Regions from separate parts of the Homo sapiens genome. Here region 1 is linked to region 2. The links are chromatin contacts, found by Hi-C or POLR2A ChIA-PET in ENCODE. All regions are on one chromosome and are shown on one strand. Each heading gives the region's core, a stretch centred on a gene start or an enhancer-like site at or near the end of the contact. The rest is flanking DNA. Distances are from core to core; before and after follow the strand shown.

Region 1 (4,204 bases), core at 467-2,966, 1.3 Mb after region 2:
CTTTGTCACCAAATGCTGTCTTCTCTTTCTCCAATCAAGAAATAATAATCCCTCGAGTTTACAAAACACTTCCAAGTCTGTTGTCTCATCTGATTCTCCCAGTAGCCCATTACAGGCCCAGTCATTGTTACTGCCTGCATTTTTTTTCTTTTTTTTTTGAGACGGAGTCTGGCTCTGTCACCCAGGCTGGAATGCAGTGGTGCCATCTCGGCTCACTGCAACCTCTGCCTCCCAGGTTCAAGTGATTCTCTTGCCTCAGCCTCTTGAGTAGCTGGGATTACAGGCGCCCGCCACCACGTCTGGCTAATTTTGTATTTTTAGTAGAGACGGGGTTTCACCACCTTGGTCAGGGTGGTCTTGAACTCCTGACCTCAAGTGATCTGCCCGCTTCACCCAACCAAAGTGCTGGGATTACAGGCGTGAGCCACCGCCCTTGGCCACTGTCTGCATTTTTACATGTGAGGATGTCAGAGCTGAGAGGTGACTCCCCCAGATTGCATGGTTCTTAAATGGTGGAACCTGGGTCTTTTTGACTCAGGTCCAGTTTTTTTTGACAACTCTTGTAATCCGTCACTACCCTCCTCTCAGTGCTGGGAGCAAGCACGCCTCAGGGAGGAGGCAAGATTTCCTCTATGTATCTATTTTGAGACAGGGCCTCACTCTGTTCCCCAGGCTAGAGTGCAGTGGTGCAATCAAGGCTCACTGCAGCCCTGAACTCCTGGGCTCAAACAGTCCTCCTGGCTTAGCCTCCCCAGTAGCTAGGACCACAGGGGCATCCCACCAAGCCCAGTTATTATTTTTTTGTGTGTAGATGGGATCTTGCTATGTTGCCCAGGCTAGTCCTGAACTCTTGGGCTTAAGTCCTCCCTCCTCGACCTTCCCAAGTGCTGGGATCACAGGTGTGAGCCAATGTGCCTGGCCCTAAATATTCTGTAAAGGGGCCTTGCTATGTTGCCCAGGCAGGTCTCCAACTCCTGGGCTCAAGTGATTCTCCCACGTCGGCCTCCCAAAGCGCTGGGATTGCAGGCGTGAGCCATCTCAGCTGGTCTTCCTATTAAGTCTCACACTCAATTCACTGAGAGGGGCCTTGGTGTTACTCCCGGGGGTGGTAATCCATTGAATCTGGGCGGTCCATACTCTGTTTAGGGCGTTAACTTACAGCCTATTTCATCCAAATACTGAGCGGGGTTAAGACTGAGATCTGCCAATTTTACTTAAAGACGGGGCGTCTTTGTCGAGGAAAAGCAGGAACGGCGGACTTTGCATTTAGTGCGCACTGTGGCACCCAATTTTGGCTGGATATTTGGAGCAGAAAATGGTGGGATACGATGCTTTAAAATGGTTGCTTCCACCTTCCATCCCCTAAGCGCCCGCGCTTCCCAAGCCCACGCCCTGCCCGAGGAGGGGACGAAATCACCCCCGGTGAGGTCAGGAGGCCCGTGGGGGGAACATGGCTGGATGAGAACCGTCTTAGGACCCCGACACATCTGGGGTCGCGCGATCCTCGACTTCCGCTCTCCCTTCGCGCCCAGAGGGCTTGTTCGCCTCCCGAGGCCGCGCTTGGCCCAGCCGAGGTCCCGTAGTTCCTAACGCTCGAGCCGTTATCGTCTCGAAAAGCCGCGCGAGACTTGCGAGATCCCCGCCCCTTTCCCATCACGCCCTGCTCTCCCCGCCCTTCGCGCTCGGTTTGTTAGTTCCAGTTCCGGCCGCGAGGGTGGAGCTTTGTGCCTCGGAGGCGTGGGTGACGCAGGCGCAGCGCGGGCTGCGCGCGCTACTGCCCATCCCCGGTTGTCCCACTTTTGTTCGCCTCTCTTCGGCCCTCTACTCAAGAGCTCCGTCTCCGTCTCGCCCTCCTCGAAGTCCTCGTCGCGCGCCCGCGACCCAGGTCGCCCTGAAATCTAGCCCGTCCGAGCGCGAGTCCAACGGCCGCGGCCGCACCAAGGTGGGGGAGGGGAGGAGCCTGGGGGGCCCCGCTGGGGCGGGAGAGGAACCGGGGTCCACGGGGGCGGGCGCGGAGAAACTCGGGGCGAGTGGAGGTGTTGGAGCCGCGTTCTCAGGCCTAGGATGGTGGGGGCCGCGGAGGGCTGGCCTTGGCGGGAGGGAAGCGGGCGAGCTGCCCGCGAGGGACGGTCCCTTCCTCCGCTCGTCCTTTTGCACCACTCCTACCGCCTCTCCCCGGTCCCCAGGCCCCCTCAGACCGTGCCATGGGTGACAGTGATGACGAGTACGATCGAAGGCGCAGGGACAAGTTCAGAAGAGAGCGCAGCGACTACGACCGTTCCCGCGAGAGAGATGAAAGACGTCGAGGGGACGATTGGAATGACAGGTGAGCCGTTTTTAACTTCATCTTGTCCCCGTTTCATGCCGTTTCACTCCACCCGCGTCGCTTTTCTTTCTCCCCCTTGTAATTTTTATGAGGGCGAATCCTATGAAATGGCTCATTGGACCGTTTTCTGTGGTTCAGCCTATTTGCTGTTGGCCAAATAACTAGCTGTGGCTTGGTTTTTGAAATTCTCTGCAGATCAGAGCTATAGAGCTAAGAGTTTGAGTATGAAGAAGCACTGTTTATACATGCACGAAAAGCGTGCTTTTTTGCTTTTTTTTGTTTTGTTATTGAGATGGGGTCTTGTTCTGCTGCCCTGGCTGGAGTGCATTGATGCAGTCGTAGCAGCCTCCACCTCCCGGGCTCAACCGAGCCTCCCGCCTCAGCCTCTTGAGAAGCTGGGACTCCAGGGGGAGGCCATCACGCCCGCCTAACTTTTAAAAATTATTATTGTTATTTCGAGACAGAGTCTTGCCCTGTCGCCCAGGCTGGAGTGCAATGGCGCAATCTTGGCTCACTGCAACCTTCGCCTCTGGGGTTCAAGTAATTCTCCTGCCTCAGCCTCCCGAGTAGCTGGGATTACAGGCACCTGCCACCACGCCCGTCTAATTTTTGTATTTTTAGTAGAGACGGGGTTTCACCATGTTGGCTAGGCTGGTTTGGAACTCTCGACTTTAGGTAATCCACCCAGCTCGACCTCCCAAAGTGCTGGGATTACAGGCATGAGCCAGTGCTTGGTCTAAAATTATTTTTTGTAGAGACAGCGTCTTGCTCTGTTGCCCAGGTTGTAAATTATATTTTAGGAGGATTGCTTCAGAAAAATAATAATATAGAGTTGATCTGACTGGAGAGGTCGTCAGATTATTTCCCTGACAATATATGATTAGGTTTCTTGTCACTGTTTTGCCTAAAATCTCAGAGTTCATAGGGCGGTGCTGATTGGATTGATTATAAGATGTGGTTATTGACCTTAGGGTGTTACAGTGAGCTTGGCATGGGGGATCAGAATGGCAGTGGATGTATTCTGTAAATGAGTATATATAGTGGAAGTTATAAAGAGGGTAAGCATTGAGGGAACAGATCTCTAAAGGAGGGGAGCGGTGCTGGAGGTTGTGTGTCAGGGACCCACTGGAAAGTGACACTTGGCTAGACTTGGAAAGATGAGTGGGAATTCCCCAGACACGAGTGACATGAACAGCTTGGAGTTGTGGACATAACGTGTGATTTTAGCATATTCTAGTTTGGTTAGAGTCCTGTTTCTCAGGATGTCCACAGACCATAGGGGGTCTCCGAGGCTAAAATTAGTTTTTGTGGTAATGTTTACATATTATTGCCATTTCCACTGTTGGTGCCATAGCAATGATGGGTAAAACCGCTGATGCTTTACCAAACATCAAGGCAGTGACAGCAAAGAGTTAAAAAAAAAAAGCCAGCCGGGCCCAGTGGCTCACACCTGAAATCCCAGCACTTTGGGAGGCCGAGACGGGCAGATCACGAGATCGAGAGATTGAGACCATCCTGGCCAACATTGTGAAACCCTGTCTCTACTAAAAATACAAAAGTTAGCCAGGCATGGTGGTGCGCGCCTGTAGTCCCAGCTACTTGGGAGGCTGAGACAGGAGAATTGCTTGAACCCAGGAGGCACAGGTTGTAGTGAGCTGAGATCACACCCCTGCACTCCGGCCTGGCGACAGAGCAAGACTCTGTCTCAAAAAAAAAAAAAAAAAAAAAAGCCACTTCCATCAATGATTCTTGATGAAAGAGTAAAACATTTAAATTTGATTAGATTGGACTCTTGACTGTACGTCTTTTTTAAAAAAATTTTTTTTTGACACAGAATCTTGCTCTGTCACCCAGGCTGGAGTGCAGTGGGGCGATCTC
Region 2 (3,988 bases), core at 1,304-3,803:
GTGATGTCCCCAAACCACTGGGCCCCACCAAAACTTCATCCATTTGATAAGTGCCCATATCTTCAGGTTTCTGTACTGCCTTAGTAAGAAGTCTTACTAGGATATTTATGACCCTTGTCACTTGCTGCTCACTGGGTACTACTAGCATTTGTCATCAATATATGGACCATCATGATGGTTGGGTAAAGTTCCTGCGGACTACACTGTGACAGAGAACAGGTCTCAGGATCCCACCCTCTCCCTGTATGAGCCACGACTTTGACTCAGGGGACCTGCCGAGTCTGCACAATTGGTCTCCTTTACATTACTGTCACTGTTACAAACAGATCCTCGGCCTAATTTTCAGCTTAGCTAGATGCAGAATTACCTTAGTAATTTATAAAAAATCAGCTATTGTATGTATCTAGATCTATTTCTGGACTTTTTTTTCTTTAAGAAATTCAACCTCATATTTCTGGACTTTCTGTTCTGCTCTGTTGATCTATTTGTCTCTATGCTGATACCATACCATCCTGATTACTGTACCTTTAGGAAAAAAATCTTAAAAAAATACAAGTATTCCAATTTTATTCTTTTTCAAAATTGTTTTGGCAATCCTAAATCCTTAGCATTTCTATATAAACTTTAGAATCAGTTTGTTAATTTGCACTAAAAAAAACAAAACAGGCTCGGTGCAGTGGCTCACGCCTGTAATCCCAGCACTTTGGGAGGCCAAGACGGGCGGATCACCCGAGGTCAGGAGTTTGAGACCAGCCTGGCCAACATGGTGAAACCCCATCTCTACTAAAAATACAAAAATTAGCTAGGTGTGGTGGTGCCCACCTGTAATCCCATCTACTCTGGAGGCTGAGGCAGGGAAAATGCTTGAACCTGGGAGCTGGAGGTTGCAGTGAGCTGAGATCGCGCCACTGCACTCCAGCCTGGGCGACAGAGCAAGACTCTGTCTCAACAACAACAAAAAGACAAAAACGAAAAAAGGTAACAATTTTTTGAGTTGTTTCCACCTCTGTCATCTGGCAAACTGTTAAAAGAAAATTTTGCTCAAAAGCAAAATAGCAGCTGCTGTTTCTTAACACTTTGTTATGTTTTGATGAGTACTGGTGGGAAGTGGCCTCTTTAAGTGGGTACCTTTTGTGGTCCTCTCACTGGAGCCAATTGCCTGAGTCAGCTAAAACTTGGACGCGATGTGCCTCACTGCCATAGCTCACTCACCTTTGCTGCTGAAATGGTTTCCCATCACATTGCTAATAGGTACAACCTGTGAAGGGTTCTAGGTGGGGAAATGGCAACTCAGGAAGAACTCCAAACCTTTAGCTCTCCTAGGATATTAAAATGGCCGTTATGAAGAGGAAGAAGTACTGTGTCATCTATTGTCCTGGGGACCTGTCAACAGGAACAATAGATAGACATCACCAGGGGTGTATTTCTGTTCAACACAAGGAAAAGTTTCTAATTGGAGCTGTCCAGCATGAAATGGACTAAGCAGTGCATTTTCTTTCTCCGATCCTGACTCCACTGTGACGGGCACTGCAGACTAGAGAGATTGTGTCCTAGTATGAATTTAGGTTGGATAAATGATACTTAGGGATAAAGAGAGGAAAGGAATATCAGAATCTCCAAGAAGCTGATACATTTTGAAAAAATATATAAAATGCCACACTTCAGGTTTTCTTGTGTTTAATTTGAAACGTCCAGTAACATTAAAGAACAGCATTTGATTTGCTTAAACAAAGTAGTAACAGCTGAAGTTCCTTCCAAATCACTTTTCTGATTCTCTAAGAGGCTTGCCTATGCCTTGCAGATCTAGCTTCACCTACAAGACATATTCTGTAAGGATCCAGGTTCAGCAAGGTGTCAGAATGTCCTAAGGGTTTCTGTCCCGGCGCTCTGCCTGTCCCGCTTGTGCACAATGCTTTTGCCTATCCCTGTTTCTGCATAGATTTTAGTCTTCCCACCAGGGACGCAACTGTCAGTTTCCTCCGTCTCTCTCGGTTCTATTCCAATCTGCTCATCTCCCCTCCCGTCCCCGCTTTCCCCAAGGACCTACTGAGATTTCGATCCCACAACTTAGTGGGTCCCATCTCACCCAGGCCCCGCAATCCTCGCCTTCTACTTGTCAGCGTTGTACTACACTCTGAGCAGGCACCCCTGTGCTACTCACGGAAGCGGGACCATTAGGTCGGCCATTCCTCCTCACCCCACGACACGCACCCACTGGGTCGGGCCGCCTCCTTGCAGGGAGTCTCAAGGATGGGCTGGCGTCAGGGAGGGGCCCAGGGGGCGCTTTCCCAACACTGGTCGCAGTCATTGTTGGTATAACGGCTAGAGACGCCCAGTGAGTTAGCATGGAGGGCAGTGGGACCGGAAAAAGACGTGGAAAAGCTGCGAAAACGAGCCTTCGAATCATGGACGCGCGGGCCCAGCTCCTCCTCCGAGTTCCTCATCCGGGGCCGTCACTCACATCCGGGGCCCTCACTCACATCCGGGACCCTCATCCGGGGCTCTCACCCACATCCGGGACCCTCATGCCTGGGCGGAGGAGGGGGGGCCCTCATTCGGGACCCTGCACTCCGTCGCCGGAAGTGCCACCGAGAAGCGCCGGCCTCGGGGCTGTCTACAGCGGCCCGGGAGAGGCTGTGGTGGCCCCGAGCGCGAGTGTGTAGGTGACAGGACAGCGGCCAGGCCCGCCCCTCCCCTCGGTGAGTACCCGGAAGCCGTTTTGGGGTCGCAGCGGGGTGGCAGCTTGTTTTGCCTTCACGGGAGTAGAAGGAGGCGGCGTCCGGCCGCGGCCGACGGTAGTTCGCTTCCCCGAGAGTGCGCGGAGGCCCGGGTGCGAGGAGGGCCTGTTTCTCTTCAGCCCTGGTTCATTCACCTCGCGGACCGAGGGCCCCGCCGTCAGGAGCCGGCGACCGTGCCCTGGTGCGAGCTGGTCTGTATGTCCTCACTGGTCCTTTTGGGACTTTGCCTTGGCCTAAAAGGGAAGTGGGAGGAGGGCAGCGCCGGGCAAGGCCTTCTGAGGACCGAGCTGGGAGCCGGGCAGGGGCCCAGGGCGAGGGTGGTGGGAGGGGGACGGCACCCTCATGCGTCCTTGGGCCTGAAGGACGCCGCTCAAACCTGTTCGAACCGCAGCTCTTACCTGCGTTGCTCTCAGGATTCCGGGAAAAGGCCGGTCTAGCTGGTCTGAGTTAGCGAAGGGCCTGACCCCAAAAGTGGAGTTTTATTCGCCAAGCCCGTGTAGTAAATCGGAGTGGGCTGACGGTGTTACCAAGACATTTCCTAGGGGGCCTGCTGTTTTATTTATTTAAATGAGTTTATTTACGTAAACGCGGGCCTGTCACGGTGGTTCACGCCGTAATCCCCGCACTTTGGGAGGCCGAAGTGGGAGGATCGCTTGAGGCCAGGCGTTCGAGTCCAGCCTGGGCAACATAGCGAGACTCCCATCTCTGCTAAAACAAAATTAAAATAAAATGAGCAATCATAACTAGCATTTTTCTCTGGGCACCAACTTGAGCCTCCAAAGACGATTGTAAATTTTAAATATTTTGTTTTGTTTATTTGAGGTGGGCTGTCACGCTGTCATACAGGCTGGAATGCAGTGGCGCAGTCATAGCTCACTGCAGCCTCTACCTCCCAAGCTCAAGCGATTCTCCTGCCTTGGCCTTTGGAGTAGCTGGAACTACAGGCCTGGGCCACCTAATTTTTTTTTTTTTTTTTTTTTTTGTAGGGACGGGGTTTCACCATGTTGTCCAGGACGGTCTGGAACTCCTGAGCTTAAGGGATCCACCCGTCTGTGCCTCCCAAACTGTTGGGATTACAGGCTTGAGCCACCGCACGTGGCCAATTTTAAATATTTTAAAGTTTCCACAGAAAGCTTTACACTATTAAATTGTACCGTGTTAATTTTTTTAATGCCACAAATTCCAAATTAGAGACTCTTCTATGATTTGGTTCTTAAGTATTTAAAGCTGAAGCATATCCATATTTCTTT

What was found. Hi-C counts contacts between places; a loop is a spot of excess contacts on that map. ChIA-PET counts read pairs that join two places held with the same protein, here RNA polymerase II (POLR2A). Pooled maps may share reads with other maps.
Region 1: a loop to region 2 is called in a map of gastrocnemius medialis, with 6 times the contacts of the local background. The contact joins the promoter of SRRT here to the promoter of ZNF655 in region 2. A Hi-C loop is called at or near these places in 1 of 168 maps with a recorded cell type or tissue (gastrocnemius medialis), 1 of 37 single-sample maps with no recorded cell type and 9 of 50 pooled maps. POLR2A ChIA-PET finds 5 or more read pairs at or near these places in 1 of 52 experiments (GM12878).

Annotation. Positions count from the first base shown.
Region 1 is chr7:100,873,387-100,877,590 of GRCh38, forward strand. SRRT (serrate, RNA effector molecule) reads left to right here and starts at 1,717. Exons shown (of 20, transcript NM_015908.6): 1 at 1,717-1,942; 2 at 2,187-2,326. The coding sequence starts at 2,205. TRIP6 (thyroid hormone receptor interactor 6) reads left to right here. Exons shown (of 9, transcript NM_003302.3): 9 at 1-68. RefSeq lists enhancers at 602-1,266, 1,267-1,932, 1,509-1,558, 1,769-1,828 and a silencer at 1,969-2,198.
Region 2 is chr7:99,556,089-99,560,076 of GRCh38, forward strand. It overlaps ZNF655 (zinc finger protein 655), which reads left to right and starts at 2,554. Exons shown (of 3, transcript NM_138494.3): 1 at 2,554-2,699. It also overlaps a transcript of FAM200A not described here. RefSeq lists enhancers at 2,199-2,328, 2,359-2,628.